2 separate regions of the Homo sapiens genome follow, and region 1 is linked to region 2. Evidence: read pairs that join two places in POLR2A ChIA-PET (ENCODE). Cell type or tissue: OCI-LY7. All regions are shown on one strand. Links, peaks and the distances in the headings refer to the core of each region. The heading gives the core; the rest is flanking DNA. Region 1 overlaps TESMIN (testis expressed metallothionein like protein). Region 2 overlaps PPP6R3 (protein phosphatase 6 regulatory subunit 3).

Evidence for each region. ChIA-PET counts read pairs that join two places held together with the same protein. Peaks named below come from ENCODE experiments on the same cell type or tissue, not always from the same donor. Only the 100,000 strongest peaks of a DNase experiment are listed, where the experiment ranks them.
Region 1: POLR2A ChIA-PET joins it to region 2 with 5 read pairs; 2 of 35 experiments call an interaction of 5 or more read pairs at or near these places.

The regions. Positions count from the first base shown.
Region 1 is chr11:68,703,054-68,707,445 of GRCh38, reverse strand. It overlaps TESMIN (testis expressed metallothionein like protein), which reads left to right. Exons shown (of 10, transcript NM_004923.3): 10 at 1-6. Among named protein-coding and RNA genes, the nearest start is that of GAL, 21 kb to the right of the region's middle. RefSeq lists an enhancer at 1-727. In OCI-LY7, for the core only: no CTCF peak of the experiment used is centred there; no DNase peak of the experiment used is centred there.
Region 2 is chr11:68,466,256-68,470,647 of GRCh38, reverse strand. All of the region lies in intron 1 of PPP6R3 (protein phosphatase 6 regulatory subunit 3), which reads right to left. Among named protein-coding and RNA genes, the nearest start is that of PPP6R3, 7.7 kb to the right of the region's middle. RefSeq lists an enhancer at 216-716. In OCI-LY7, for the core only: no CTCF peak of the experiment used is centred there; a DNase peak (open chromatin) is centred at 2,007; H3K4me3 peaks cover 585 bases; H3K27ac peaks cover 519 bases.

The sequences.
Region 1 (4,392 bases), core at 249-4,248, 240 kb before region 2:
CTTCAATTGTTGTCATTAACTTAGTAACTGAAAATGTGTTCATCTGATGAGTACCCACCCTGAAATGTATTGAGAGAATATTCTTTCATGTTTCTGCATTCATTACTAGTGTTGGCCACTTAGAGGGTGTTCAGGAAACTCAAGTACAAATGCAGCAGAGACAGAAGTGTGGCTGCCGGGCCCAGGCACTGGGCACATAAGTGAGCAAGCAACCAGGGAGGAAGCTGTCTTTTGTGGAGCTGTCTGGAACAGTCTAGTTGCAAACACAGCCACAGGAAGCCACAGAGGAGAAAAGGAAGACTGAATTCTTCCCCTTTGCAATTCCCTTTGGACCCCTGGGATCCAGAGTCTGTGGCAGAAAACCAGAGGTAAAGACATGCATTGTGAGACGTGGAACCCTCAGCCAGCCGTACACCCCACTTGCTGTGTGTGCTTTCAGTCCTGTCAGCATCGCGGCGAACAGGGAGGCGCACTGCTGGGGGAGCCACCTGGCCTCCTTCACCCTTGGGAGCTGGAAGGTGACCTGGAAATGGGGACTTTGGGAGCTGCCTCTGGGGGGGCTGCCTCCATCCTGCTGTCCCTCTCGGCAACACTGCCAACAGCAAGATCTGCCAGCCACATGAGTACTGTTAAAGTTTCTAGTAGCTACATGTAAAACTTTGAAAAGGAGCAGGTAAAATTAGTTTTAATAATCTTTTATTTATCCCAATGTATCCAAAATACTATCGTTTCAATGTGTAATCAGAATGAAAATGATTGAGATTTCACATTCCTTTATGTGTACCCAATATTTGAAATGCAGGGTGTCTTGTACTCACAGCAGGTCTCAGTTGGCACCAGCCACACCTTAAGGGTTCGGGCGCCTCAGCACAGCCCTGGGGCACCGAGTGGAGGGAGGAAAAGGGAACAATGTCCTCCAGCATTCTCCTGAGGCAACGGCTGCCTAGGGAGATCCTGAACCAGGTGTGGCCCACCCGCGGAGCCCAGAGGAAGTGTGAGCAGGGAACTCAGTGTGGGGCTGGGGATACAGGCCCCCCACTTTGCACAGGAGCCTGCGCTGGCCAAGGATGCTCTGACTGTGGCCAGGTGTACTGAGCTAACGCCTGGAGGTGAGGGAAGAGCCAACCTGGGCAGGCACGAGCCCTGCAGGGTCTTCCGGCAGAGAAGAATTCACTGAGTAGGTGCCACTTGCAGGGAATCCCGTCTGAGAAGTGAAAGCCGAGATACAGACGTGCATAAAGCCACTATGCTGACCAGAGACAGTACAGAAGATGACTACAAAGCTAGAAAATCCCATCTCTTATGTGTTTGGCGGAGAGCCAGTGCTATTTTAAAACGATATACAAATTAACATATCATGTTCTTATTTGAGAGTGTAGCTGTGCAAATTTAACCATATCTTTTTTTTTTTTTTTTTTTTTTTGAGACGGAGTCTCACTCTGTTGCCCAGGCTGAAGTGCAATGGCGCGATCTCGGCTCACTGCAACCTCCGCCTTCTGGGTTCAAGTGATTCTCCTGCCTCAGCCTCCTGAGTAGCTGAGATTACAGGCGCGCACCACCACGCCCGGCTAATTTTTGTATTTTTAGTAGAGGTGGGGTTTCACCATGTTGGCCAGGCTGGTCTTGAACTCCTGATCTCAGGTGATCCGCCCCCCTGGGCCTCCCAAAGAGCTGGGATTACAGGCGTGAGCCACCGCGCCCAGCCTTAACCATATCTTTCTACTCTGTACCTACTAAATAACTCGGACCACCTTTGTGATTAAGGTTAGATTATCTGTTGGTTTTGGGTTTTTGTTTTGTTTATCCGAAAGAAAAAAAAACCTTGTTTTTTCATAGACACGGAGAAGAAATCATTGTTTAGAATGACACGCGCTGAAATCGCTCTTTCCTGTCAGTGAACACAGGCTGCGCACTGCACAGAAAGTCTGGCGGCCAGGGAGCATCCTTAGGAGAGAAGGTGCTGTTGGCGGCGGAAGGTCAGCAGAAGGCTTGGTGTATTTTTCATCTCGGCTTGGATGCTCCTATCCCTTTACAAACCTCTCACCAGTACCTGAAGTTCTGCCAGCACTGGTCCCCTTTCAGTGTGGGCGCGGTTTCAAACCATAATAAACAAGTTATCGTAAGGAGTCAGTTAAAATACTGTCTTAGGGAATTCAAAGGTTGAACCCTCATCCAAGATAAAATGATCAGAGCAGCCAGAGGATCCAGAGAGCAGGAGGGGGCGCAGAAGACGAAGCAGGGAGGAGGCCTCCCGTTCTGCAGGCGGCGCGCTCTTTAGGAAGGCACCGGGCACAGCTTTGTGCATGGGGCCGGCTGTGCGGTCTCCGTGCTGCACTCTCTCCCCAGGAGTCCTTAGCCTCAGAGGAGGGAGGAAGCACGACAGGAGGGATCACCGTGAGGCATCTTCCCCCAGCCCTGCCTCCATCCTGCTCCCAACCCCCGGCCCCCGGCAGAGACTGGAGAGCCACAGGGAGCACTGCCCGGCCCCAGCCACCGATAAAACTGGAATTGAAGACTGTCATTGCATGGATGTTCTCTTCATATATTTAAAAATGACTATCAGGAAAAAGTTTGAGCCTCCTAAAAATGGTAGCTGGTTTGTTTTTCAACAACAAACTTTAATAAAAACTTTAATGTTTGATATTTTAAATTTTGCCTTGACTTTCAGGAAATTCAAAAGTAAATCTATTCAATACCAGAAATCACATTAGCCCAGGTTTAGGATTAACTGTCCCTCTCTTTTTTCCATAAAGCTTTACTTTTTTAAACATGCTTTTTATTTGTACTATTACATACATCTTTTACTGTAAACCATTTCATATGTTTGTTGGAAATAGATGGACTATAGAAACATTATTACCGAATTATGAAGACAGAGTCTGCAGTGACAACCTTTTTAATGATGATTCCCTAGAAATATATATATTTTAATAGAGGCAGAGTCTCACTCTGTTGCCTATGCTGTAGTGCTGTGGTGCGATCATAGCTCACTGCAGCCTCAAACTCCTGGCTTCAAGCAATGCTCCCAGGTAGCTAGAACTACAGGCTCACACCATCATACTCAGCTAAGTTTCTGTATTTTTATTTTTTGTAGAGACAGGGTCTTGCTATATTGCCCAGGCCTCAAACTCCTAGCCTCAAATGATCTTCCCTCCTTGACCTCCTGAAGCACTGAGATTACAGGTGTGAGCCACCATGCTGGGTCTCTATTTATTTATTTTTTTTACTAGAGTATTTTTTAGGGTAGTTTTAGGTTCACAGCAAAACTGAGCAGAAAGTGCAGAGATTTCCCATATAATCCATGCCCCCCAACACCGCAGCCTCCCCACTACCAACATTCCTCACCAGAGCCGTCCTTTTGTTACAACTGATGAACCTACAGTGATACACCATCATCCAAAGTGATACACCACAAACCCAAAGCCCATGCTGACGTTAGGATTCCCTCTCGTTATTCCACATGCTATGGGTTTTGACAAATGTACAATGGCACATATCCAGGGTTACAGCACACAGAACAGTCTCACTGCCCTAAACCACCCCTGTGCTCTGCCTGTTCATCCTTCCCTCCCCACAACTCCTGGCAATCACTGATATTTTCACTCTCTCCACAGTTTTACCTTTCCCAGAATGTCACTTAAGTGGGATCATACAGTAGGTCGCCTCTTCAGACTAGCTTCTTTCACTTAGTAATATGCATTTATGTCCTTCATATCTTTTCATGGCTTGATAGCTCATCTCCTTTTAGCACTGAATAATATTCCATTGTCTGGATATACCACTGTTCATCCCTTCCCCTCCTGAAGAACATCTGAGTTGCTTCCAAGTTTGGGCAACTCGGAATAAAGCTGCTGTAAATATCTGTATGTAGGTTTCTGTGTGGATGCAAGTTTTTAATGCCTTTGGGTAAACATCAATGGATTTACCCAATGATTCTGGATCATGTAATAAGAATATATTTAGTTTTGCATGAAACCACTATCTTCTTCCAAAGAAGCTGTTTCATTGAGTATTCCCACCAGCAGTGAATGAGAGTTTCTGTGGCTCCGCCTCCTCACCAACACATAGCGTTGTCAGTGTTTGGGATTTTGCCGGTTCTAATAGGTGTGTACTGGTATCTCATTGCCATTTTAATTTGCAGTTCCCCAGTGACATATGATGTTGAGCATATGTCCATATGCATACTTGCCAACTGCATATCTTCTTTGGTGAGATGTCAGTTGAGGTCTTTTGCTCATTGTTTAATTGGGTTGTTTCTTTTCTTATTGTTGGGTTTTAAGAATTCTTTGTATATTTTGGATAACAGTCCTTTATTAGATACGTCCTTTGCAAATATTTTCTCCCAGTCTGTGGCTTGTCTCCTCACTCTCCTGACAGTGTATTTTGCAGAAC
Region 2 (4,392 bases), core at 323-4,322:
GGATCACTGCCAGAGCGTCCAACCTCCCTCCAGCAGCACAGGACAGTGGGACCTTTAGAAACCACATCATGTGACACCTCTGCTCAAAACACCAAATGACTTACCCATCTCACTCAGAGAAAAAGACAAAATCTTAACAATGGCCAGTGTGACCTACGCCCTCCCCCCATCTCCCCCATCCATCTGGCCTACCCTCCTCCCACTCTCCCTCAGGCTCCTCACTCCAGCCACACTGGCCTCCGCTGCCCCTCCAACACAGCAGACATGCCTCCTTCTTAGCACCTTGTCCTGCTGACCCTCCGCCTATAATGCTGCCCCTACCCCACTGCCACCCACAGCCTTGTGGCTGGGTCCCTCCACTCCTTCTGTTGACTGCTGTATTTCAATCTGCAGACAAGCACTCCCCCACACCCCACCTCTCCTGGTTTACTTTTCTCCCTGTTTGTATTACCATATGGCTACTGTATCTTTCATTTATCTGTTAACTGTCTTTCCCCTACCAAAATGTAAGCTCCATGAAAACAAGGACTTTTCATCTGCTTTGCTTACTGTTAACATGCCCAGCAGTAGAACAGTGTTTAAGACATGGTAAGTACTCAAACATCTGAATAAAAGGATCACAGAAACAATGTTGAGTGGGGGCAAAAAAAGAACAAAGTGACTCCATTTACATTGTCTAAAGGAATGCAAAAATGAAGTCACATTATATAAGGATACATTTATACTTTGCAACACCATAAAGTAAAGCAGAAAAATGATACATACAAGGTATTTGCCTTGGGGAGGTCAGAAAGAGGGAAGTGGTGAGACGAGGACACAGGGAGCCAAAGGTATGGCAACCTTCTATTTCCTAAGCTGGTTAGTGGGTACACAAGTGTCAGTTCTAATGTTTAATATCTGGGCACATGCTGATATATACTCTTTGAATTCATAGTCCAATTACAAGTTAAAATAAAAAAACAGATTAGAGGCCAGGCATGGTAGTTCACACCTGTTATCTCAGCACTTTGGGAAAACAAGGTGGGAGGACTGCTTGAGCCCAGGAGTTCAAGACCAGCCTGGGCAACATCGGAAGATCTTGTCTCTACAAGAAAAAAAAAAAAAAAATTACCTGGGTGTAGTAGCATGTGCCTACAGTCCCAGCTACTCGGGAGGCTGAGGTGAGAGAATCGTTTCAGCCAGGGAGGTCAGTCAAGGCTGCAGTGAGCTATACTGCACTCCAGCCTGGGACTCTATCTCAAAAAAATAAACAAAAACCACTGCACTCTAGCCTGGGATTACACCACTGCACTCCAGATTACACCACTGCACTCTAGCCTGGGACTCTATCTCAAAAAGATAAACAAAGACAAAACAGATTAGAGCAGGCATTGACAAACTACAACCCACAGGCCAAATCCAACTCTCTGTCTGCTTTTATAAGTAAAGTCCTATTGGAAGACAGCCACCTTCATTTGTTTACAGATTGGCTATGGCTGCTTTCACACTACAAAAGCAGAGATGAGTCCTTGCAGAGACCATTTAGCCTCCAATGCCTAAAATATTTACTAACTGGTCCTTTACAGAAAAAATCTGCAAACCCTCAATAGAGCTGTCTGGTTATAATGCAGAATTTGTAAAGAAATTAAGTGCAAAATCAAAAAGATCCAATCATCTGTTAACATATATTGATCCTTCAAGGCGTATGTGATTATCCACACTATGTTGAAAAAATGATTCTATATAAAATGTGAGACTCCACAGCAAAGTTACCCTACAACGTCCTGTGTGCCAGAAAAGAATAAACTTAAAAGATGTTTTAGAAAGCAAACTGCAAACCTCAAATTTATGATCTCTACTCCACCAGCAGAAATTATGTTATATATGTTCTAATGTTATATTCATATTCACAGTTATATACATTAAAACATATATAACATACTCCAAATTTGGAGGAAGAAAATTTGCATATCAACACTAACTCTGTAACCTCCCCAACACTGAAACCACCATCACCCTGACTTCCGCAGAGCAGCTGGTTAGACCTCGAGGCCTCTCTATGATCCTATAATACTCCATTTCTCTCCTTGAGATCATTCACTGCACCTTGGAGGTGTTTCTGTACTTTTGTTACAAAATACCATACCTATGATGGGAGGATCTCATAGCTGCTGAGTCCATCTAAGGGTGTAATAACAAGAAGTCCACAGTGAAAAGGGACAGTCATTCACAGAGTGTTGTTTACTCAGAAGGGGCAGGGTCTCACTTGCAGACAAAAGAGACAGATGAGACCTGTCCATTGTCCAAAGGCAATACAAACCCTGTGTATCTCTATGTCAACAAAAAAGAACTCCTCAACTACTATACAGTGACAAAAAACTGACACATACTACTACCAAAAATAAAATTCCAGACGTTAACCACTTATTCTGAATTCTAAGTAAAATCCAGCTGTGATGTCACTCTTGAAACAAATAGCACTTAAAACTGTGGTCTGGAACATCACAATCCTATGGAATCACCGGGGCTGAGATTTCTCTGCTCCTTCTGGTTCCATTCTTCTGCATGGCCTCCATTTTTCTGTAAGAATAAATGCGCTGGGCGTGGTGGCTCATGCCTGTAATTTCAACACTTTGGGAGGCCAAGACGGGCGGATCACTAGAGGTCAGGAGTTTGAGACCAGCCTGGCCAACATGGTGAAACTCCATCTCTACTAAAAATAAAAAATTAGCTGGGTGTGATGGCACACGCCTGTAGTCCCAGCTACTCGGGAGGCTGAGGCAGGAGAATCGCTTCAACCTGTAAGGCGGAGGTTGCAGTGAGCCGAGATCGCGCCACTACACTCCAGCCTGGGCGACAGACTGAGAGTCCATCTCAAAAAAATAAATAAATAGAAAATAAATGACGTCTAAGTGTTGTTGCAGCCCAAAACCATGATTCTCACGAATGGAAGCCTCAGTCAATTGTCAAGACTAGTCAGTGTTCCTCCCGCTACGCCCATCTGAGGACCAAAGCCCAACCAATCTGACCAGCCAACCATGGAGCAGGCAGTGTGAACTGCCCTGATTAGGGTCTCAGTGTGACATGTGTTCTCAGGCAAGCTCTTTTTTCTCAAAGTGTGTCTCTGCCACCAGAATTTTTGTTCAGATTTACATGTAGGTATAGGAAACCCAAGGCTCCAACTAACAGTCCCACACAGCTTTCTCCAAGTCTGTCTGACTCAACATCAGTCTGCAGCCGTTTTAGTCCTGCTCTCTAATGTTCCTAAAAACAATCTTTCATTCATCTTTTCTTGGGCCATCAGATTTCACGGTAGTCAATCTCTGGGGAATTCAAATCACTTCAAGTCACTATGTATTTCCACTGTAAGAAATTCTGGAACTAATAATCCCGTGGTTTTCCCCAGAGTTACTGTGAAGTACAAAATCAGAGCCTCCTTATATCTGTAAAAAGATGTTCAGAACCTATCGAACTTTAATTGCATAAGTTCAGTCAACTGTATAGTCTTCACTAATGCATCTAAAACAGGTCAACTCTAGCCAGCCGTAAGTGACAATTAGTAAATAGCCTCTACTCAGGGTAAAGCCAGCTCTTTGCCCAGTCTGTGACATGACAATGTCCTAGCTAGGGCCGGGTGCAGCGGCTCACGCCTGTAATCCCAGCACTTTGGGAGGCCAAGGCGGGCGGCTCACTAAGAGATCGAGACCATCCTGGCTAACACGGTGAAACCCCGTCTCTACTAAAAATACAAAAAATGGCCAGGCGCGGTGGCTCACGCCTGTAATCCCAGCACTTTGGGAGGCCAAGGCGGGCGGATCACAAGGTCAGGAGATGGAGACCATCCTGGCTAACACGGAGAAACCCCATCTCTATAAAAATACAAAAAAAATTAGCCGGGCGTGGTGGCAGGCACCTGTAGTCCCAGCTACTCGGGAGGCTGAGGCAGGAGAATGGTGTGAACCTGGGAGGCGGAGCTTGCAGTGAGCCGAGATAGCGCCACTGCACTCCAGCCCGGGCGACAGTGTGAGACTCCGTCTCAAAATAAATAAATAAATACAAAAAATTAGCCGGGCATGGTGGCCGGCCCCTGTAGTCCCAGCTACTGGGGAGGCTGAGGCAGGAGAATGGCGTGAACCCGGGAGGCAGAGCTGGCAGTGAGCCGAGACCACGCCACTGCACTCCAGCCTGGGTGACAGAGCGAGACTCCGTCTCAACAAAAAAAAAAAAAAAAAAAAGAAAATGTCCTAGCTAGGCATAGAGATAAGATACCTTTCCACATACTGTCAAATGCCCTTTTACTTGCTTCTTTACCACGTAGCCAACCTACCTGGTATCCAAATGTCAGTCTGTAATCTTTCAATACCTGAAATAAACTGAGTATTGATCTAACTAGCAACTATCTCCCTCCTCATA